3 separate regions of the Mus musculus genome follow, and all the other regions are linked to region 1. A link is a loop called in an ENCODE intact Hi-C map of the cell type or tissue named here. Cell type or tissue: left cerebral cortex. All regions are shown on one strand.

Region 1 (8,000 bases):
AAAACTCAATTTTGGACCTATAAATAAATAAGATCAGCACTTTTCTTTTACTGTAATACAATGACCATACTTCCTTCCTACTAAGTGCTTCCTGAAAGAAATGAAACTATTAATAAAGTCTTCATAAGAATGTTGTCTGAAACAGAAAGTTCAACTTTGTTATAGGTAGTATAAATAAGGTTTTAGATGCATATGAGATGCTATACTTTCTGAAAATGAAAGACTTCTTGATTGGGAAATCTGGAGGCCTGCACTCTAATGTAACTTTCAGCTTTATTTCCTCTACAAAATCTGATTTACTTAGTTTCCTCCTTGCCCAGCGTTCTACACTCATTACCTTTTTACTGAGCAGTTGGAGATATAGACTAATAAAGTAAAAATTAATGCATCAAAATTTGTTCTCATGTAGCTGACTTTACTCTAAAGGCTGGAAAGCAGTATGATTGAATGAGTTCAAAGCAGGATACATTTTAAAGGAAGAAAAATACTATCTTATGTATGCTGGCATGACTTACTGAAAAACAAGCTTTTCTTGGTTTTCTTTCTTTTCAGAGAGTTAAACCGTGCTAAATGTTCCTCATCATTGAAAAAATTGAAAAAGAAGTCAGAGGAATTGTCATGTTCCAAGGAGAATTGCCCATCTTTGGTTACAAAGATGAATTTTCATAAAACTAATCTGAAAGGTACCCCAAGTATCTGAACTAACTCATATTAAGTACTTTCTGTCCTTGTAGTCAGTATTTGGAAATCTCACACATTTGCCCTAATGAATGTTTAAACTTAAATATTGAACTAAGTCCAGGAAATAGTTTAATGGATAATGTAATATTTTCTTGAACTCTTCTGTATACAGAAGAAGTGGTCATTTAGTAGCTGATGTAATAGACTAGCCCTGCCTTTCTCACCCTGCCTTTCCAGATGCTGTGAGCTCCCTGAGCCCATTCCAGACCTGCCCTTCTTACTTTGCAATTCCACATCAACCTGTGCTGCTTAGAATCAGTGTCTTCTGATTTGAAAGTATAATTCATTCTTCATCTCTTTTCAGTCATAGACATTTTGTGAACAAAGAATGAGGAGTAGGCTATGTTACATAGCTGTGTTAAGCATATGGGCTCCTTTCTTCTAGGCACTGAGCCCAGACAGAAATGTGTTTGGCTTTTGGTTCTAACTGTACAGCAGCCTAAGTACCTAATGGATTGTATTCCAAGAATAGTGCTGTAATAATTTTCTCTCGCACCCCTTTTACTTAGATGTCTTGTAACCTGAAAATATGTTATCTACAAGGGAGCTCTACTTGGATAAACTAAATTGCTAGGTTTATAAGTTATTCTGTTTATAGAATATATCATATGTATTAACTCATGCTATGGATTAGCTCATGAAAACAGTGACAGCAAAGCTTTTATAATTGTTCCATGGGATAGACATTTATATTATGAGCCCATGAAGCTCAAAATATGAAGACTATTCGATGACAATTCAGATATTCACTTCAAAGATCAGTGTCTCTTTTCTTCGTTTTATTGTTCAGAAGTAAAATGAATATGAATGAATTTAGGCTGAATAGCAGGAGTTGGGAGAGAAAGAAAATTGAGAAATGGGGGAGAACTTTGCATGTAGAATAAATGTTTAGTAGAAGTTGCAGAGATACTCTGTAAAATTGAGTAGTATAAAAATGTGCTACCAGTATTTTATATAACAGGAACAAATAATGCCCATGATGCATTTTGTTTCCTATGTAGTCATTGGTAAGTATTTAGCCATTTTCCTTAGTGTCAAATTATGTCTTATATTTTATTAATCTTAGTTCAAGCAGCAGTTGGAAATTTTGACCAACAGCAATTTATTGCAGTCCTCCATCAAAAACTGTGCCATTCTATGTGCTGCTGCTGTTCAGCTTTAAATGGTACTTAGGGACTCTTCAGCGTGTGTGTGTGTGTGTGTGTGTGTGTGTGTGTGTGTGTGTGTGTGTGTGTGTGTGTGTGTGTGGTGTTTATATTAAGATTCTTACATTTCTCCCTCCGTGCGGCTGTAGCCAAGCCAGACAGCCTATTGAGAAGCAGCAAGCCATCTGTTAATGGATTTGAAGTTCTGAATTGTACTTGAGTATGTAGAGGCACTCGTGCTTAGCTAGAAACATTCATTTGAATTAAGCTATAAATGCTGTATAAGAAAGAGCTATACATTTTAGCGTAGATTCATGAATAAATTTAAGAGAGGGCAGTTGCACTTTAAAACTTTTATTGCTACAAACCAAGTATTTCTGGTGTTGTCTGGTCATCTGGGGTTTGTCTAGCAGGACTGAAGCTTTAACCTTGAACTGGGAGAGACAATGGCTGTGTAGAGCTTCCCTTGTAGAATCATTGCGGAGCTGCTGACAGAGCAGAAGCTCTGGGCTACTGGGCTTCCTCCCACCCCACCTCTCCTTCTTCCTTTTCTTGTTTTTAATTCAAGAGATGTTTAAACCAGTCTGGCATGGGTCCAGACCTTCTAGTTCATGGCCTTTGTTATTTTCTTTAGTTGATATCTTGTCTTCTCTGGAATAATCTATTAATTTTTTATGTCAGGGGAAACAGCTCTGCATAGAGTTTGCATAAAAAACCAAGTGGAGAAATTGATTATCCTTCTGTCTTTGCCAGGAATAGACATCAATGTTAAAGGTAAGATCTCTAAGTCTTTGTGTCCTCCTTCAGCATCGTACAATTTGTTATACAAAATAGTTTTATATCGTATTAAGAAAAATCATTTAACTAAATTTACTAAAAATATTTCTAAAATAGTTACTAGCCAAACTGAAATAATTCACTATGTGATAATTTAGAGCTAATAATATAAAATATTTTAGAAGCAATTTTCTGGTCATATTCCAATATTAATGTTTAAAATTTCTTTTTATTTATTTTCATTTTTAAGTAGAAACATGATTACAGTGGGCTCGTTTTCACCAATGCTGTTTTTCATATATGAAGCTCCTACAGAGTAATAGAGGGGACTTGTGGAATATCAATACTTTGCAACCAACAGTACTTCTGCTGTTTTAAAACTTGCCTTAATTTCTAATTTAGACAATGCTGGCTGGACGCCTTTGCATGAAGCCTGCAACTATGGCAACACGGAGTGTGTCCAGGAAATTCTGCAGCGTTGTCCAGAGGTGGATCTGCTCACTCAAGTGGACGGGGTGACGCCTTTGCATGATGCGCTGTCAAACGGACATGTGGAGATTGGCAAGCTGCTTCTACAGCGTGGGGGTGAGTGCGTTCCTGTTACAGGGCTTTCGGGAAATTATCTAGGTTTTTGATGACTTCCTCAGAGGCAGATAATATTTTATATTGAAAAGTCTGTAAGAAAAGGTGCTTTTATTTTATATAAAATATAATGAGAAAGTAAAGACAAAATGTCTCCTAAATACAGACACCTTGTATTAATTGTTGTAAGCACCATTTTATAATATATATATTGTTAAAACCTATTAACATTCATGTATGAAAGTATATTTTTGCAGTTGAAGCTGTTGGTTTTAAATATTGCTTTAACTTAATGTATATGGTATCTTTGTGAAGTGATAATTTCTGAAAGCTTGTTAATAAGTGGATTGAGTGCTTCTTATGACTACTTCGGTTTTCCATTTTTTATTACATATGTATGTGGTGTGTATATATGTATAACTGGCTAAGCTAATATTATCTTTATATGACATTCCTTTATAGAGTATGGAAAAGATAGCCTAAGATATTTTCATTTATATTTACCATCAACTAAGTTGAAGCTGGATTTTCAGGTCATGTTAAATATAGTACAAGGCTTTTATGAAGAGGATAACTTAAGCTTCATACCCATATACTGCTTTTTCTGATTCATTTTTATCTTCAGCAACTCCCCTTTTAGTAACATTTCTGCATCTGAACTATTACAAAATTTTGCTTCAAAATATTCAGACTAATTTGTGTTTTAAAAACGAAACCCTGATAACTAGCTTGTAATATGAAAAACATAAACATTTGTGTGACTATTGGTTTTGTTTGTGTTAATTTTAACTTAGAATTTGATGTGTTTTATACTGTAAATAACGCATTTCATTCTGCATAAAAACAAAAGGCATATTCTCCATGTGCCCTTTTTTTTTCCCTATGAGTATCTAAGAAAGCCTGGATATATTGCATGATGGCTTAAGAGACTTGGTTATTTATAGTCTTCTCCTGCCCCCTAAAGGCCTAAGTGTGTCTGTTTTACCAACACTGTTTCATAATTGATGTATTTTTAGTTCTTCTACCTTCTCTTTTAAATACTACTAGTTTTATAAACCCAATGTTTTTTTTTCTATTAAGTATTCTGTTTTCTTGTACTCAAAGATTTAATCTGACATGCAAGCCAATATTCATTTCTGTATCAAATAATGTAAATTATATCAGAAGTATTCTTTAATGGATTCGAGCTGATTAGCATAGTGTGATATTAGATCAGCTGTGCTGATTTAGCTAACAGAGTCATATGTGGGTTAGTCTCTGATCTAGGAGAGAAAACTAACTTGTACTTAGGTTTGTCAAGGTGCACTGGCTAAATTACATCTGTGTTGTTTTTGTTGTTGTTTGTACTAGGTTGTTTATTTGTTGACTTATCTAGTCAGATTCTGGGTTTGAACCTTTATATGGTTTGACATTATCACTCTGGCAGCTTTATAATCTCTTCATTTCAAGACTTTCAGTCTTGCTAGCAATAATTTCAAGAGTATATATTGCTAAACTTTACTTCAGGTACTTGTAATGTTTTCCAAACAGAAATAAGAAAAATATTTTTCTTTTGTTTTAAGATGTTAACAAAATAATAGATAATACAACTTTCATTTGAAATTTCTTTTTTCCCCACAAATTATATATATGTAGCCTTTATATTTGTGGTTATAGTCATCATTAAGAGTTTTAGCGCTTAATAATCTATTCTTTCTGACGGTACAATGTGTTATAATGTATCCTACCATACTTTCATATTGCTGCTTACATTTCTGTGAGTGACTGCACAAAGGGTTACAAGCTGTGATTGATAAGAGTAAAGAGCACTTCTATACCTTGTTATGGACGGACCATTGCTTTTCACTTCTTGTGTCATCCTCTAATACTCAGGATGAACTTGAGTCCTGAGCATTTCAGTACTTTGCAAGTACTAACTCTGACTATAGCAGGCTTTTTCAGTTTTGGTTTGGTTTCGGCTTTGGTTTGATAGATCAAGTATTGAGTTCAATTTAGAAAATTAACTTTGAAGTTTTTATGACTCCCTTGCCTTTGTGAACAGTAAACATTAGAAGTATAAAATACAAATTGTACTGTATCTGTGAAGGGTCTTTATAGTTTTCACATTGCCAGGTGGTTAGTCAGTAATGGAAAAGAAACTATTTTTTTCCTAAGGTTCTAATTAATGTGTTTTATTAATTTCTTCTGAGAGTACTGGATTTCTTGTTCTTAATTGGCAGCAGGGAAGGTTTTAAAAACTGTTTTCACTTATCATATAGACTATGTTTTAGCAGAATTCATTAGTCAGTTGAGTAGAATTTTCAGTTTGTAAACCCACCTTTATTGGTCTGTATGGGCAATTACAATATATGTAGGCAGCTAATCAGTAGCAAGTATGATGATAAACAGAATCCTGGAAGGCTTTTATTATACTGAGGTGGGGGAAGAAAGCAGCCGTTAACCTGGCAAAATAAAAGTGTTTTACTCTTAACATTTTACATTTCCTTTTTCACAGGCCCAGAACTTTTACAGCAGAGGAACTCTAAGGGGGAGTTGCCCTTGGATTATGTGCTGTCCCCTAAGGACAAGGAAGAACTATTTGCCATTACAAATATAGACGATACAGTGGACAACTTTCATGCTAAGACACAGAAACATTTTTACCACCAACAGCTTGAATTTGGTTCGTTTTTACTTAGTAGGATGTTGATTAATTTTTGTTCAATATTTGATTTGTCCTCAGAATTTATTCTAGCTTTCAAAGGGTTAGGTCATCTAAATGAGTTGCTTATGGCATGCAATAGTGATACAGAAGCCAGCAATGCACATACTGACTGGTTATTGGATGTTTATGCTAGGAATATAAAGACATTAAAGAAGCTCCCAAGTGTTCTTAAAGAGCTGCCTGAGAATCTAAATGTATGTCCTGGAGTGCATACTGAGGCCTTACTGGTGACACTGAAAATGATGTGTCAGTCAATCACAGAGCTGTCATGATGCCAGAAAGTATGAATCAGATGTCTGAACGTGCAACATGCTTTGTCATTTAGTATATCCATAGCTTATGGAAAAAATATTAATTTCAGTTACTCACTGACAGCAAAGTTTCATAGCACTTATAAAACATCTACAGATCTAAAATATGGGCTCAGGATTTAACTCAGAAACATACAATAAGAAAATGAAGTAGTTTTGTTCGGTATAAATGGTTTCACTGATTTTTAAAAAACAGATTTGTTCTTCAAATATTTATTTATATTATATATATAGAAAATTAATTTAAATATTTTTTCAAGTCAAAATGTCCTTTCCTCTGAGTGCTACAGGTCTGAAAATCATGGCAAGGATATTCATTCAAATGTGCTTCTATATACATGTAAAAGTTGTTTGTTCTTTATATTTAAGATGCATTTGCTTTTTTGTGTTTCTAAAATAAACCTTTCTAGGACTTTAAATTATGTTTCATAGTCTTTAGTTGTTTTAAAAAAAAAAAAACACTCACACCCACACACACCCTTTCTCTGATAAAATCAAATCATATTATATTTTGTTCACTTTGAGTATATATATTTAAATGCCTACTTATGTACACTGAAAATTTTTTTAATTGGGTATTTTATTTGTTTACATTTCAAATGTTATGCCCTTTCCTGGTTTCCCCTCTGCAAACCCCCTATCCCATCCCCCCTTACCCTGCTTCTATGAGGGAGCTCCCCCACCCACCCACACACTCCAGCCTTAGCATTCCTCTACATTAGGGCATCAAGCCTTCACAGGACCAAGAGCCTCTCCTCCCATTGATACCAGATAAGGCCCCTTCAGCTCCTTCAGTCCTTCCCCTAATTCCTCCATTGGGGTCCCTGTGCTCAGTCTGATGGTTGGCTGCAAACATCCACATCTGTATTGGTCAGGATCTGGCAGAGCCTCACAGGAGACAGCTGTATCAGGCTCCTGTCAGCAAGCACTTCTTGGCATCAGCTATAGTATCTGGGTTTGGTGTCTGCATGTGGGATGGATCCCAAGGTGGGGCAGTCTCTGGATGGCCTTTCCTTCAGTCTCTGCTCCACTCTTTGTCCCTGTATTTCCTTTGGACAGGAGCAATTCTGGGTTAAAATTTTGGAGATAGATGGGTGGCCCCATCTGTAGGAAGCCGCCCTCACATTCGCCGTTGCAAGATGGCACTGACATCCTGTGTTCTAAGTGGTAAACAAATAATCTGCGCATGTGCCAAGGGTAGTTTTCCACCCCATGTGCTCTGCCTTCCCCGTGACGACAACTTGGCCGATGGGCTGCAGCCAATCAGGGAGTGGCACGTCCTAGGCGGAGGATAATTCTCCTTAAAAGGGACGGGGTTTCGCCATTCTCTCTCTTGCTCTGGCTCTTGCACTCTAGCGCTCTTGCGCTCTGGCTCCTAAAGATGTAAGCAATAGAGCTCTTGCTCTCTTGCACTCTTGCTCCTGAAGATGTAAGCAATAAAGTTTTGCCGCAGAAGATTCCGGTTTGTTGCGTTCTTCCTGGCCGGTCGCGTGAACGCGTGTAAGACCCATCCCTCAACCTGGAGGCCATGCCTAATCTCTGGATATGGTCTCAACAGGTTCTCTTCCCACTGCCCTTTGTTGTGTATTTCAGCTAATATCATCCCCATAGGGTCCTAGGAGGTTCTTGCTTTCCTGTCATCTGGGACTTTCTGGTTGCTACCCCCAATTCCCCATCCCCCATTGCTACACACCTCTTTTTAATTTTCTGACCCTCTGTTCATCTCCTCCATCCCCTCCC
Region 2 (8,000 bases), 1.1 Mb before region 1:
TAAATCAACATCCATCCCTTCTAAGTGTGAGGTTTAAAACTACCATTGTCCCATAAAATATGCAGATTTCAAGATAAATGCTGGAATGCTTTGATAACTACTTCTATTCCTGGACCTCTCTTAATGCACTTTATGCTATCTCCCCCCCCCCCCGCCCCAAAATTCCAGTTGGTGTCCATTCTTCGAGTACAGTGATGGCAGTTGCAGTGGTTTGAATTTAAAATCATCTCACAAAGCTAACGCTTTAGGCGGGATAGTTTTAAGCTCTGTGAAGTGTTGATTAAAAACCCCTCTCCCAGGCCCAAACTTATTATTATTTTTTTTTCCTTTTTGGAGACTAATAGAACATTAGATAAAAGGAAGGTGAACAATTTAAGAGATTCCTCCTCAGTCATTTTATACAGGGAAGGAAAGTATTGCAGTTTTTGAAAGGAGTATGTCTCATATGTCTTAGAGTTTTCTATTTTATAATATTATGCTAGAGAGCATTTAAGTAGTCACCACAATTATCTCCCTTTTTGCCACCCATATTTCAAAAATATAAATATCTCATGTTTTTTAAACCTCTCCCCACATGAGAAAAGTTTTCAAAAAATTACTGTGAAAATTTACACTGTGAAAATTACTTAATAGCAGGCTTTCTTAAATGAATTCAGAGTATAGCTTCCAACAAGAACCTATCAGTTAGCCAATCTATACACTGATTACAACATGTGGGATTCACATGTTTGGATTGGAACTCTAGGCAATACAGTGAAACATGAAAAAAAATCTAGTTTATTAGCAGTGCTAATTTAGTTAACACACTCTGTCACCCAACCTCTCAAAGGAGTGCAAGGTTTAGGAAGGAATAGCTAGCTGTAGCATAAATGTAAACAAGGTAGTTTGGAGCGGAACACACTTTGTGGAGCTTTGCTAGCAGTAGTTGGGGAGCAACTTACCAAGCTCCCTTTGGAAATGTACAGTACTGTTTATTTTATAAAACATTTGAAGACAAGTTTTCTAATTTCCTTGCTAAGAAGGTATTTGTATATTGAGGATATGTGGTAAAAATGTTACCTACAAGATATATGTGAGCTTGTGACTCAACTGAAGTTAGGATATTGCCTTACATCAGTAGTAGCAGTAATATTATGTCTTATAATACTGGTGGCCCTGGCCCAGTCACCCGGCTAGCTTTCAGTCTTAACAGCCTCTGTGCAGTTGGTGAAAAACGAACTGAGGAGGAAGACAGAAGACACAGTTGCTTTGTTGGAAAATTTTATTTTAAAATGGTAAACAAGATTATAGGAGGTCCACACTTTATTATTTTTGACATATAAACAAACAAAAATGCATTTCAGGAAGCACAAGGCAGAATTGTGAGAAAAGAACAATTATTACACGTAGATGGTCTAGCAAACATCCATGATGACTTCCAAGGACTGTGTGTTAGGTACCCGAAAAAGCTCCAAAGCTTGAATCAGACTATTTTGAATTTCCAATTTATGTCTCTTTCCATCTATTTACTTTAAGAACTAAGTATAAGATTTATTTTTAAAAAAGCTCACACCTTACCTTTCTACCACTGTGTGCCTAGAATAAAAATAGGGAGAAGGCCAGATGAGAAATATTAACCCTGGCCTCCCTGTAGGCAGGGTACTGCCAAGTGCTTGTTGTTATCCCAAGAAAGCTGAGGTGAATAACATCCTTACACATATACCAACAGCAACCCAATCAACAGGTCAAGAAATCCTACATTGTAAAGAATCATTTGTCACTCATCAGCTGGTGATCTGGGGTGCTGCGCCTGGCTCCCTCTGGGTTGCTATAGCACAGATTCAAAAGTAGTAACAGACATTTACAAAATGTAACTTTGTAAATAGCTCTCTGCTAGACAGAAGACAAGGTTACAATCCAGTGACAGTAAAGTACTCATCCCAAGGAAACAGAGACTTTCTCTGAATAAGGTTTAAGAGTTGCAGAGAGGAACCCGGAGGGCAGGAGCAGGATACTTTTGTTTGGTTCATAAGCTGAGCACTTTAACTCTGCTTTAATTTAGCTGCAGAAGTCTAGCAAATTTAGCCCTGCATAGGTTTTTCCAACCTCTACATGTTGCAAACTCACTTTCTTGTGAACATTTTCACATACTGAAAACACCAGACAATTTATAACATTTGGTAAAATATAATCAATGCACACCAGTGTTTCAAGCCCAGTAACTGGAAAGATATTATTTTCACAGAGTTCACCAATCCTTCTAAAAGCAGAAATGTAAAGGGCCACTATGACAGTTCAATGTGCTTGACACTGTTGGAGTAACATATTTAAACTGCCCAAAAGCTGGAGAAAGCCCCATTTTGGTTTTTCCTAAGGTACTTCTGCCTAAGTAATGTCAGGAGATGCCCAGCCATGGCACTGAGGACTTTACTGTCCTTACAGAATTACTGAATGTATGCATGTGCAAAGAGCATGACATGTTACCAGTTTAAACCTTGCTAAAATCAGTTCATGGGATGAGAGTATTCCTCATGAGGTGGCTGAGCTCAGGTTTTCTTCCCTGTCATTAGCAACTCAGACTCATTTTGCTTATACTGTCTCAAGGTCTCAAACAAGGTAGACAAATTACTTATTGCATTCATTTTAAAAAGGATGGATGTATTAAATCACAATCTCACCATGCACTGGATATAACCTTCACTAATTAAAAATTTCAAGTAATTAATGTCTAATGCTTTAATTCAAAAGCCAGTAAAATGTCAACTTATTTTATCTTCCGCGTTGGCCTTACTGTTGGAATTACAGGGCAGCGCCCTATCACAGGAAGAGAACAGTAAACATTTTGGCCTCAAAAGAGCAACCCATTCACACTACGCCTCTCTTTTCCTACTGCAGATGAAAACTGAAGCACATTAACCCTACTTGGACTTTTGGAAGAAAGAGGTTATGTAGTTTTATTTTCTTGATGATAGTAAAAAAGTCCTGCATCTGACAGGGCACGCTACAAGAAAGGTGAAAGTACAGGTTGTAAGGATCAACAGCCACCACCATCACCCTGCATTGGCGCACACATCGTGTTATATATTTTAATAGTAAGGTCAGTTCTTATAAGTAACTGGAAAATTCACTGAACATGGAGACTTATACCTACATCTAAAAGATCTGTTTATATTTTCCTTTCGACATTCCCTCCTGAAATCAGAGACATAAAGACTGGAGTTCAACTGGGCACAAATGAGGATTCGGATTCGGTACTTCATGTACAGTTTTTTTTTTTTTGGGGGGGGGGGTTGAAGTGAAAATAAGTCGTTATAGGGAGAAAGAACTTGTACTCCCCAAACTACATAGTCCATCATGTTCTGAATTTAAAGTTGGCATTTTTAGGACTCGAGTGTGTGGCTTTGTGTAAAAGACAGAGGCTCATTAGATGACCTGAGGAAAAAACCTGGTTAAAATCAAGTTTGAGGTTTAGAATAAAAGCTTGCTGGGTTTAAAGGGGATTAAAAATGGGCACAATTGAGGCTGGGCAGCGGCGACCGCGCTGCAGCGGGCGGTAGGACCGCGCAGACGCCGCTCGGCCAGCCGCGCCCGCGGATCAGCCGGGCAATTAGGAGCGCCCGGCGCTGGCACTCCCGGCGCTTTCAGCCTCGGTCGCCGGGGCCCACAGTGCGAGGCCCGGCTCAGCCGCAGGCAACTCGGCCGCTGAAGCCATATTGCTTTGACAGTTGCACTCATCTAGAAATAATGCAAAACGCTATTTAGACGGACACATCACGACCCTGCGCTGGAGAAAGAAAGCAATCTAATGGGGGCCAGGAGGCTACGGGCGGCGGGCGGGCGGCTGCGCGCTCACAGCTCCTCGTGCTTGATCCGGTGCGAGCGCCGCGTCAGGGCCGGCTTCTGCGAGCTGCTCTTGGCCTCCGAGGCTTCCGCGAAGAACTTGAAGATAGACGGGAAGCTCTTCCAGGAAGTGAGCTCGTGACGGTCGGTGCCTGCGGAAACACACACCGGGTTACGAGGGGTCGCACGGGTGTGTGGCCGGAGGCGAGGAGCCCACCCTCCAGGCGACTGCACCGCCGCCGGCGAGCTCGCCTCCCGCTCACCCGCCCAGGTTCCGCCTGTCCCTGGTGTCCCCGGGGCGCGCCACCTAGCGCGCCCCCACCCCCGCCCTTCCTCGCCGGGCTAAAACTTGCTCCCGGGGCCCCAGAGTTACGGCCCGGAGCTCCTGGGGCCCCGAGGCCCTCAGGGCCAATCCAGTAGCTCAGCGGGAAGGGCCACTCCCTCTCCCGCCCAGAAACCACCCACCTCTCCAGGCCTGGGATTGGTTTCCCCAGCGTGCAGGATCCCGATTCCACCACACCCACCCCGGAGCGCCTCGGTGTCTTGGCTTCCCAGGCAGAATGGGGGGGAATAGTTCTTTTTCTGGCCTGTCCTAGTCTCTGATGTTGGACACGACTGTCTCAGTGAGGTCACTGGGATCAAATCACTGGAGATATTTAATGAAAGGACGGATTCAAAAGGAGACCAGGGGCCTTGAAAGTATCCTAGGCGGGCCACATGCTTTACAGATTTTAGAACAAATCTAGAAAAGCCAGACAAACCCTGTTTCAAAGCAGAACCACTGAAAGAGCATTTAGGCCCCCTCTTCAGTCGGGGAATTCAGAAAAACGTTAGATTTTCAATTTACCAGGTTATTTTACTACAGTTTCTCTCTGTGGTTTTAATATTGGGTTGAATATTATACACTATTCTTCAAACCAAATGGAACCTTTAGTTTGTGAAAAAGGAAGCAGGTAGCATGTAGGCATGGGAATACACGAAGAAATAATATGGGCTTAAGAAAAAAAATATTTGTGATAGCATATATAATTTAACCAATAACTTCATAATCAATTTTTTAATTAAAATAAAAATAATTACAAATCCTCCCTCATAGACATTAGGAAACAGTTGAAATCTCAACTGCAATCACTCAATTATGCAGAATCTGCTTGGAAGTCTCTGAATTCAGGGCCTCTGATACTTTAACATTGTTAATGATAATTCTTTAGTCTGTAATAGTAGGTCATTGCTATGGTTACTCTACAATGGTGCAACACTTTGCCTTCCCCCTTCAGCTATTCGCTGAGACCTGGTAACCACATTTGTTGCCTAGCAACAGCTTTGTGACAGTATCACAATCTGGGAGATATAACAATAAAGATGCTATGGCTGCACTTGGTTGGCCAGAGAGCAGAAAGCTACAAGTTTGTGCATGTGACTTAGCTGTGGGAGCTGTCCCTACTGGAGAACTCATTTCTTGCCAGGTGCCCTTCACAATGATGTCTTCGCCCCCTCTTCTCTGGCCTTGTGAACTTGTTCTTGGAACTAAGATCCAATATTGAAGTCATCCTCTGGAGACAGAGCCTCCTATAGCACTGTATCTACACTGAAAAATGAGGTCATTTCTCTATTTGCTTACACATTTCTGGAAAAATTCAATTTATTCAGTGGAAGGAATTGGTGAGTAGGTGTTTCACTGGTAAGTCTTAAAGGGCCTGAATAAATTCTAATAATTCTTAACAGAATTCTTAGGAAAAAGTCGGACTTCACCAGTATGTGTGCAAAATTACAAGTTCTTTAAAACACATGAAACATGTTGATACCATTATTGTATTTTGTTTTACTAAGTTTGTCAAACGATGCCCACCATGGATTCCTTTGAATTTGGAGGGAATTATATTCTTAAAACACAAGTGTACAGTTCTAGACATCCTCAAACATGTCTATTTCAAGTAAATGTCATGAATATTTCTAGAAGAAGGCCCTGTCTCTGGGAAGGTTTACGAAGAGTTTGTCTTTTTCTGTATGGTCTACAATCTGCTTTCAGCTCAGTACCAAGTATCAAATTGCACTCCTGATGACAGACTAGTTAATCCGTATTTGTTCTTTTTGAATGACCATCCTCAGATGCAACAGCTATTCCTAAGCACCGAGTGTCCCCCAGTATTAGCTGTCTTTCCTTCCCATATCCTAACCTGCTCACATCTACCATTTGTCCATAAGATCAGCTACACCTGCCAGTGGTGACCAGGTGAGGATCAATTTGTAAAGGTCGTGGGAGTCTCCTCTCACAGTTCCTCTTACTCCTTAAAAACCAATTCAGTCTATGACTCTGGAGAGACTTTGAGTCAATGGGCTCAAGCAATTTTATCCCCCACTTCCCTAGTGACAATCTTTCTGAAGGATGAACAAATGTCCTTGATGATAAAAATCACTCCAAAATTCTTTTTGGTTTTGGCTTATGACAACTCTCTGCACGAGCAGTCTTGCTCTGAAAAGACCATTGTGCAAAGGAGAACTGGGTACATGCAGTTGTTCTGAGCATCTACTCTTGCAAATAAAGATGAAATAATTAGATTTTATGCTTTTATCAGAAGAGGGACAATCAGTAAGTAAAGCAGGTTGCCAGCTGAATTACCTACATTAGGTAACCGAGTTAGGGCAGGGAACAAAGAATTCTTTCCAAAGTAAAGTTGGTAAATTATACACTGAAGTGTAATATAAAATTTTATTAGAAAATATAACATCTTAGATATAGAGTTACAGGCAATTAGTGACTGCTGAAATAGGGTGAAAAATCTGTCTTCCACTGGGGCATGCCCTTGCTAAGTTATTCAGTTCCAAGCACACACACACACACACACACACACACACACTCACAAATACATGCATGTGTACATTCAAGCAGTACTAGATGTCTTGACAGCCTCTATACACACATCCATGCAGCAATAATAAAGAAGAAGTCAAAATTTGAGGATAAGGGGGTAACATGGAAGGAGTTGGAATGGGAGGAAAGATGGGTGGAAATGCTGTGAACAAAACACTCATGTATGAAAATTTGGAAGTACATGTATGAAATTATCCAAAAACTTTTTTAATTTAAGAAATTCTTAAGTTTTGGAAGTGGTCATTGTGCATGTGTTCATGTGTATGCAAGATTGTGTGTGTGCATGTGAAGGCAGAGAAGGGCCTTGGGGGTTCTTTCTCAGGCACTCTCATTTGCTTTGTTTTGTTTTGTTTTGTTTTTGAGACCAGGTCTTTCATTGGCCTTGGGGTAAGCTGGCCAGCTGCTGAATTCCATGGCTCTGCCTGTCTCACTCTGCCCTTCCAGTGCTGGGATTACAAGTGCATGCCATCATGTCTGACTTTCTTTTATGTGTGTTCTGGTGATGAAACTCAGGCTCTTTTGGTTGAAAGGCAAGCATTTTATCAATGGAGTCATCCTCCTATCACTGAAAGTGAATTTTTAACATTCATAAGTAGCATTTGGAAGATACATAACTACAGTCATGTCAGTCTTGGTTTGCACACATCAGTGGGGTTAGAGAATTGGATTAGCTGTTAAGCACACTGTTGCTCTTGCAGAGGACTGAGGTTCTTTTCCCAGGACCCACATGGTAGCTAACAACCACCAGTAATTCAAGCTGTAGTGAATATAACACCCTATTCTGGCTTTTGTGGGACGTGCAGTGCAGAAATAAATTCAGGCAAACACCCATACACATAAATGAAATGAAAATAAACCTTAAAAAATTCCACTGAATATTTTGATAAATTAATATGAAAACCTGCAAAAATAGTGCTCAAAGAATGGCCACTTAAAATATTTATTTTCAAATAATGTGTAAGCATGTGTCTGGGTATGTGCATGTGAGTGCATGCTTATGAGCCAATAAAACAAGCCTTTTTTTCATCAGGTTGCTCTTATTTGGGAAAAAAAGGGAAACTAAGATACCAGCCTATATTCTTGTTCACGTGACCTTAATGCATGTTTTTTCCCCCCTCTGTAGAAACACATATAAATGCAATACTGATGTAGCTGCAAAAATCTTGGTCAAAAATATTTTGGCAGATGTATACTGTTTTGAAGTTGTAACCCACTTTTTTCCCTAGTATTTGTTTTAAAAAGTCAAAAATAGGGGGCTGGAGAAATGGCTCTGTCTTTAAGGAGACCTGAATTCAATCTCAGAATCTGC
Region 3 (8,000 bases), 1.1 Mb before region 1:
TAACAGAGGTGACTGCTACTGACACCAAATGGCTGGAGAGCGAAGGGTGGAGTGGACAGTGGGTGGAACAGACCCAAAGTTGCTGGGTAGCCTTTCTTCTCGGAAGTTCTCCCTGCTAACTCTCCGCCATGAAAGCTTCAACAACCTGAGGTAGGTGGAGAATAGGGAGTAAAAGGTGGAGTCCTTTCTGGAGATGGGGACCAGAGATTTGGATTTGAGAGATACTCTGACAAAGCCTCACCTAGTTCCAATTGGCCAATTTCTCCTTCTGGGGCCGATCACAGAGTAACCAAAATGTAAATAGTAACGTGATGGGTTGGGGGAGGAGGCAATGCATTTATTCTGTGTGTTGAGGGGAAAAGACTGCACGTGGTTTCAATTTTGAAGCACAAAGAAATAACATGCAATGCAGAAAATAGGTTTATGAATGTAATTGAGAGGAAAGAAAACAATTAACACGGTGGAAGGTTGCACATCGGAATCCCCACCCCTTGCTTTCATTTCTATCCGAATTGGAGAAATCCGGATCATGTAGAATAGAGTGGATCTAGGCAGTCGGATCCTGCGGACAAGAGAACCCCTGATGGGAATCTTAGTGATAGCTAAATAATGATGTCTAAACGTCTTCCAAACTGCTAAGGCCTCATCTAACCGGCTGACAGCAAGGGATCAAATCCCCAAGTCTAGACTATAAAATACCCCCCAATTGTGGAGAAGAGAAGAGAAGAGAAGAGGGGGAGAGTGTGTGTGTGTGTTTGTGTGTGTGTGTGTGTGTGTGTGTGTGAGAGAGAGAGAGAGAGAGAGAGAGAGAGAGAGAGAGAGAGAGAGAGAGAATATCTAGGGGTTTCTTTAAGACAGACCAAGCTAGTCTCTGCAAACTAACCTATTGTGTTGATTTAGGAAGACATTTGCTGTATATAACATTTAAGGCTGATAATATCATTGCACAGCCAGATAAATAAAGCTTTGGCCTAATGATGGGGTCAGCGATCGATCTCTGGGCTCAGAGGAAAAAGGCCAGAGAGGCAGTCGGGCAGGATGCTCTGTCTGTGTGCCTGTCAGCCAGCTTGCAGGACCCCAGTGTGTGTGAGCATCAGTGTGTGAGAAAGCAAGAACCAAGTCTTGAGCTGGCCAAGAGGCTCATTAGCATTCCTAACCCATGGACCTATGCTGACAACTAACAGAGATATCCCTCTCACCACTGGGCCCTTTCTCCTTTTGTCTTCAGAGCTGGAAGAGGGAAGAGAAAAAGATTTCTCAGTAGACGCTGGAGCCTAAACTTTTATATGATTGTTAAGAGGTCGTGTGTGTGTGTGTGTGTGTGTGTGTGTGTGTGTGGTGAGAGAGACGCCTACCAGTATTTTTCATCATCTTTTAATAACTTTATTTTTTGTTACTGTTATTGTTTTTCTCTGAAAATGCATAACACTCTTGTTGAAAGTCCAGGTTTAAATAAAAGAGAAAATCCCCTGGAACTGCTTTGCCATCCCTCCTTGTTGAAGGAAGGATGCTGATGCGTTTTGCTCCCAACACACATGTTGTGTGGAAACCTGTGCTTTACAGTTTGCTGGTTACAGATAGCTGGGACCCAGCACATGGGCCGCTTGAGCTTTGTCTCTCTCCTTTCTTCTGCTCGGTTTGGTATCCTAGACACCCTGCTTATTAGTTTCTATTCCCTGCCCATCGTTTTAAGGTAAAGTACATTTTTCAACAGTTTCAGAGATTCGAACAGTATTAATTCAGGAAAGCATAATTGTAAAATTATACTCACTTGTGCAGTTTTAATTGTCCTTTTACTTAAGGGGTAGGGTCTTTAAAAAAAATTACTAGGTCTCCCAGAGACAAATATGTATCCACTGGACTATCCCACATTCTGTTCCTTGAACTTCATAGAGCTGGCCAGATAGCTTTGCACACTGGAGTATACAAGTTATCCCATGTTGACAGATGTTTGTCACTTAGTAACTTCTTTCCAGCTTCCCCCCCCCCTCCCCTGAGCCTTCTTTCCAGCCTGCTTTGTTGTTTTAAAATATGCACGTCTCTCACTAGAATGCTAGTCACGAGCCAGTGCAAACTTTGTGTCCAACCTCCCACATGAAATGATCCTGTTAGAAGAAACTGGATATGTCTCAATCTGCACTTCACTCAGAGCCTCTTGGTCCTGGCCACTGTGAGTCCCTGGTCCAGGATCCAAAGTAACTCAGCAGAAACAAACTTCCAACTAAAAATCCCCTCGAATGTCTCCCAGGGAAGAAATATAGCTCCTATAATTACAGGAGGCTACCGCCGGAGGGGAACGCAGCCCGCAGCCAAAAACCAAGAAAGTAAGAATTTTATTTATTTGCTGATTGAGCCTGGATTGTCATGGCCGACAGGTTTACCCACACTGAAGTCTCAGGTTTGTTCTGAGTGTACAGGTGAGAGGGAAAGGAGGGAAAGAGGTGCATGGCAAGAAGTAGAAATAATGAGAGAGACCAGGCCAACTGGGAAAAAGTGATCTCTGCGGGACAGCATAGACGCAATAGAGGTAGTTCCTACCAGTGGACTTAAGAAAGAAAAACAAAACTTGTAGCTGAGTAATATGAGGCGGGGGGGGGGGGGATTCAGAAGAGACGAGGTTGTAATTATAGTAACCGCTTAAATAAGGGGTATCATCAGGAAAGAGAAGACTTGAGCTGCTTCCCCCAGAAAAGTAATGTGACAGGGAAAATTATTAGCTATGTTGTGTGTGGCAATTCAGTAGGGGGGTGGGTTATGGAGGGACGAGTTAGAAAAAGGAAGTTCCTGGGTGCAAACCAAAACTGCATTGTAGCCAGGAGCCCTCCAGCCGGCTTGTAGAGGTTGCTTGGACGTTGTGGTGCGAAATCGTCCCTAGAAGTGCTCTTTGAATCTCATTTTCCCCTGGTTTCATCCGAAAGAGCTGGTTCTGTCACTAGACCCCTGCACAGGACTACTCTGCGCCCCACCTTGTGGACCACCCCACAAAAGGGAGTGGTGACGGTTACTAGCTTCAGAACAGAAGGAGTACCCATGCTGGGAGGCTCGTTTCTATGAATAAGGCAAAAATTTAGCACTGATGAAAAACACATGATTCTCTCTCTCTCTCTCTCTCTCTCTCTCTCTCTCTCTCTCTCTCTCTCTCTCGCTCTCTCTCTCTTTCTCTCTCAGTTACTCTCTTTTACTGCTATGAAGTGACGTCAGCAGTGCCTGCCCTATCCCCGTGGAAAGTAAGAAAAGGGGGGGGGGGTGGAAGATGGGAGCAGGAGAGAAGCTAGAGAAAATGAGAAAGAAGAGCTGCGGCAAGAGGAAGGGGCTGCTGGGAGGGGCAGATAATGGAGATGTACATTTGACACGTTTTGGCCAAAATTCCATCAAAAGTGGCAAAACCCGATGTTTCCGAAGCTGGTGATTGATAGAACACCTTTCCTTGCTCCCATCCGATCTACATGTTCTAACATATGGAAAGCTTACAGGCCGTGTGCACTTATAGAAGCCGATAATGCATTAGCTCTCAGCAATATTTACAGCACCGCTTTTAATACACACCAGATGGTTCGCGACTGTGCCGCCTCAGCCAGCTCACTCCTCGATTTTACTCGGCGGCACTTTGTTGCAATTACACTCCATGCTGAGACCAATTTTATTGGTGACCTATTTTTCATATTTGCAGCATTTTATGTTAAAGCCCTCCTCTCTGGCCTTTTTGTAAAGGGCAGCACTCAGGAAGGGAGAGTTTAGGATGGCGTTGCTGAGGGGCTGTGCAGGTGTATATTAATATTTATCATGATGTTACATACCTCGGATTTAAGTGAGCAAACCCGATAGACATAAGTACTCCGGTCATTATGTTTGCTCACTCGCCCCCTGTTTGCCAGACCCCCACGGACTGTCTACGCGGCGTACTTGCCTCGGAGTCAATACATTGGGCCATAAATATTGTATTCCATTAATTATCACGCCACTGGCTTATCCTGGGCGCCGGCGTCCTCGAGCGACGCAGGGCAAATGAGGACGCTTCCGGAGCGTACTTCTCGGCTGGGAACCCCGCTGAAATTTCCGTGGTGCCTGGGAATTCCGAGCCCCGCTGGCCTGGGGCGGGAGCTGGAGGTGGGGGGAAAGAGGAGGGGGAGGGCGGGGCGGCAGGAGAAGGCCCCAGCCGCCAGGAGCGCTCAGTACCTGTTATCTTACCACGCAGAAGGCCTCAGGGAGAATCCCATTTGGCACGCCGGGAAAGGCTTTCAACTTTATCTCCCGCCATGTAAATATCCCCGAGTGCCCGATTGGGAGACTTTGTTTTGCACAGAACAATATAAATATCCCATTTTCTACAGCACAGGTGCGTCTTCTTTCCCAAACTCTTTTTTTCCTTCTTCTGTCGTTTTTAACTCTTCATGCCCCCCCTCCATTAAAAAAAAAACAGATGTTTACTTTATTGATATAACCTATATCGTAGTTAGGCCGAGAATAATATGTTTCAACTAACAGTCATTTAGCAAATAATAGAGGCGTTCTGGATGCCTTCCAATGTTACACATGTACTTGGTCATAAAATGATACGTGAAAAAATTAACATCTGCTTTCCAAAAATAAAGTGTGCCAAGTAGCTTTTTATGAATGCTTTCCTCATTTTAGAAAGAAATATGGAGAGATAAACTGACACCCAGATAATTAGCATATTTATAATAGTTTTAGGGCTTAAAGGTTGCTTCTCCACACAAGCCATTTCAAACCTACCTTTAAAACTACTTAACCCTAGACATTTGAATTCTGAAGAGCATTCCATATTTTACTATTTAAAGAGGAATTTACTGTAATTTAATTGTGTATCCAGGCGGAACTATATGTAAAGCCAGCTTCATGGCCTCAGCGCAAAAGAAACTCGCTCATCTTCTGTTTACCTAGTTCCTCAGCAAGGTTCCCAGGCTCTTAGGAAGGCTAGGTTGGGAAGTTCTTTTTCTTGGGTTCTTTTTGTTGTTGTTTAATTCCACTATTAGGAAGTGGGGCCTACCTTTGAATTATTTCATTAGGATTTGGCCTTTTGGGGGAAGGGGTGGGAACCATAATCATTAGTGCCTTTTTTATTATTATTTTTTCTACAGTAAATGGCTAGATTTTTTGTTGTTGTTGTTGAGTAAGCTGCTAGAATGTTGTGCAGATGTTCCACTCAGAGCAGACCTGACCCTCTCTTTCCACCCATGCAAGTCACTTAAACTCTCTGACAGTTCATTTGCTCAAGGCCCATCTTCTGTATGTGTCGGATATATCCTTTGAAATTTCCACCTGGTTACACACACATGCACCTACCACACACTTTAAACACACACTCCCATCCACTGAGTCGTTGAGCCTTGTACAGGACTGCGGTGGGAGAATTGAGGGTGGAATGGAACGGAGGGAAGTCGGCCCAATGGTTATGCCCAGTGCGCAGAGGCTCGCCCTCCACTGGGCCCCTAGCTCCTTTGTGCCTTTGGTTCAAAACTTTGGAGGTGGCCCAAGTAGCTTCCTCTAAATGGCTGGGAATCTTGATTTGTTAAGTGCTTCGGGGCACCCACCCAACGAGTTTCAGGGCCTTCCTAGGAGCCGAAGCAAAACCAGGGTTGCAGGATTGTCCAGTTGGTTCATCCTTCTGGGTCTCGCCTCTCGGCTCCAGCCCTGGAAGGGGACGGCGGTGCTTAACAAAGGGCCCTGCGGGGGCTCGGAAATCAGGCACGTGACGAGCGAGCGCGCGCAGGGTCGCTGTCCCGCAACCGGGAGGGGCTGCAGCCAGGGTGCCTGATAGCCACCATAAAAAGAACTGCCCGGCCCTCAGCGGTCCCAGGGTTGGGCCGGGGTGAGAAGTTCCCGTCTGGCTCAGCCAAGGAGAAGCTGCATCTCCCATCTCTCCAGCACTTGGAAGAAACTGTGTGTGCGGCGCGGGGAGGGCTGCGGAGTGGGCCAGAGCCGCACGGCCGAGCAGGGCCCGCTGGTGTGTTGGTGCCGGGGTGGGGTGGGGGGACGTTGAAGAAACAGTTCTTTCTGAGTGACAGGACCCCTTTTCAAGGGCAAATGGGTGAGGGGCATCCTAATATGAATAGAATTTTCAGTGTTTCACAGTTCTTCTCCCCCTTGTAGGTATTTTTTTCTTTTTTTCATTTTTCTTTCTTTTTATTTCGTGTTAAGTTGGAAGCGCCTGGCTAAACATGTCTTGTGTGTCAGTAGTGTGAGCCATTCACTTTTTTAAAAAAAATCTTTTTGGGTTGGAAAAAAAATACTGCAGCCAACATGTTAGCATGTTTTTGTGTACTCAGTGACTGGAGCAGCCGCAGAGGAGTCGGGATCTCACCCAAGGATCCTGAAAGATGCTATATCTGGAAAGAAAAGACAGGGACATCTTAAAAAAGTTCTCCGTGATCCTCATAGCAAATCTGGTCACATCTTGATTTTTTTACAGAAAAGATACAGCATCCTAATTTCTCACTGGAAAGCCTGTAAATTGATATTAGATATCTCTGTGAGAAATCACAGTGGCCAAGAAAACCTTATCTCACAGGAAGATTTCTTCAAAGCCCACTTCATCACATTTAGAGACACTATTGTTATGTCCATTCCCAACCTTAGCTATGGAAGACCATGCTTTAGAGAGGAAAAAAACAAAAACAAAAACAAAAACAAAAACGTTTAAAGTAGATTTGAACTCACATTTGTTTGTTGTTGTTATCTGTAAGAGCAGAAGAACTGATGGGAGAAGTTTTAAAAGTGTGTGAAGCAAAGGACACAAAGACAGTTTATCAGTGAAAAGAAGAAAGTGGCCTTTCTATTGGGGACTAAAGAAAACCCAAATGTAGATGAAGTGTTTCCACAAAAGCTGCTTCAAAGTCCATCTCTTTCCCTTGGGCTCAGTCATCATCCAAATGTGATAGCTGGCAGTTCTTCGTGGAGGTAAGGTGGCCATGGATGGGGAGTCACACAGAGGAAGATCCCTGCACTATAATGTCAGACATTTTAACTAACAACCTAGTGATATCACAGGGCTCAGATTCAACTACTCCCCCTCCAAACAGTGTCCACTAAAATAATGTCTTCCCTTGCTTGGTTACTTGACTTAATAGGGACCTTAGTCCTCCTTTTGACTTTGCTCAGCAAGTTGGTGTATGTTGGGCCAAATTCTTAATAGTAGTAGTAGTAATAGTAGTAGTAGTAGTAGCAGCAGCAGCAGTAGTAGTAGTAGTTGTTGTTTTCTACCATTTTGTGCTCAACTCTGCTTAATTTTCTACTTATTTTTGGACCTCAGCCTTTTTGGATCACAAATGTCCCCACTAGTAACACAGCAATAAATCTGAGCAAAAATAAGACAGATTTCCTCATCGATGTGTAATAAAGTTAAAGGACATTGTTTTGTCAGACAAGCGCTAAGTAGAAAATAAATCTCAGAGTCTGGGGAAACAAAACGGAGCGCTGCTGGCATGTGTGTAAATTTACTTTTAAAAGCAATAAATCAATGTTAAATTAAACAGCTGGGTACCCTGTGTAGGAGAAGCTTCCATGTTTAAGAAGATCTTGATGGGAGAAATGTGCTATTTAACATCACACACACACACATACACACATACACACACACACACACACACACACACACACACACACACACACTTAGATTTTTGTGCATATCCAGAGGCAAGCCGTTTCTGACACTTCCCTTGAACTGCAGGGAGGTAGAGAAAAAAGAACAGAGACTATGAATGGACTCTACAATCCATCCTCAGAATCTGACATATTTCCAGGGATAAGAAACGAGGAGACTTTGAACAACTGGTATAGACTTTTTCTAGCTTAGTTCTGAAATCATCTCTATTTACTGGTTTAGTTTGTTGGATATGTTGTGGTTATTTTGTTGCTGTTGTTGCATATTTTTCTGTAAATAATTTAACCTGAAGAAATATTATAATGAACATATTTAGCATTTTGTTTCTGATGCTATTATTCTTGATGTGGCTGTTTTACACAGCAAATAACAAATTAAA

Evidence for each region. A loop is a pair of places that touch in the nucleus more often than their neighbours do. Peaks named below come from ENCODE experiments on the same cell type or tissue, not always from the same donor. Only the 100,000 strongest peaks of a DNase experiment are listed, where the experiment ranks them.
Region 2: it touches region 1 in a loop (4-fold over the local background); 2 of 42 quality-filtered maps call a loop at or near these places.
Region 3: a loop joins it to region 1, with 7 times the contacts of the local background. A loop is called at or near these places in 11 of 42 quality-filtered maps.

Annotation. Positions count from the first base shown.
Region 1 is chr13:77,041,770-77,049,769 of GRCm38, reverse strand. It overlaps Slf1 (SMC5-SMC6 complex localization factor 1), which reads left to right. Exons shown (of 21, transcript NM_134071.3): 18 at 553-683; 19 at 2,568-2,660; 20 at 3,066-3,248; 21 at 5,740-6,682. The coding sequence ends at 6,221. Among named protein-coding and RNA genes, the nearest start is that of Slf1, 90 kb to the left of the region's middle. In left cerebral cortex, a CTCF peak has its summit at 4,207 (motif pointing left); DNase peaks (open chromatin) are centred at 2,051, 2,341, 3,163, 4,192 and 1 more place; H3K4me3 peaks cover 1,017 bases; H3K27ac peaks cover 2,021 bases.
Region 2 is chr13:78,159,484-78,167,483 of GRCm38, reverse strand. Fam172a (family with sequence similarity 172, member A) reads right to left here. Exons shown (of 10, transcript NM_001163419.1): 10 at 1,244-3,971. The coding sequence ends at 3,829. All of the region lies in intron 2 of Gm38604 (a long non-coding RNA gene), which reads left to right. Among named protein-coding and RNA genes, the nearest start is that of 3110006O06Rik, 7.8 kb to the left of the region's middle. In left cerebral cortex, a CTCF peak has its summit at 4,339; a DNase peak (open chromatin) is centred at 4,307; H3K4me3 peaks cover 1,747 bases; H3K27ac peaks cover 1,471 bases.
Region 3 is chr13:78,177,298-78,185,297 of GRCm38, reverse strand. It overlaps Gm38604 (a long non-coding RNA gene), which reads left to right and starts at 6,336. Exons shown (of 3, transcript XR_873690.3): 1 at 6,336-7,791. 3110006O06Rik (a long non-coding RNA gene) reads right to left here. Exons shown (of 2, transcript XR_003950646.1): 2 at 2,325-6,347. In left cerebral cortex, a CTCF peak has its summit at 3,612; no DNase peak of the experiment used is centred here; H3K4me3 peaks cover 2,327 bases; H3K27ac peaks cover 2,632 bases.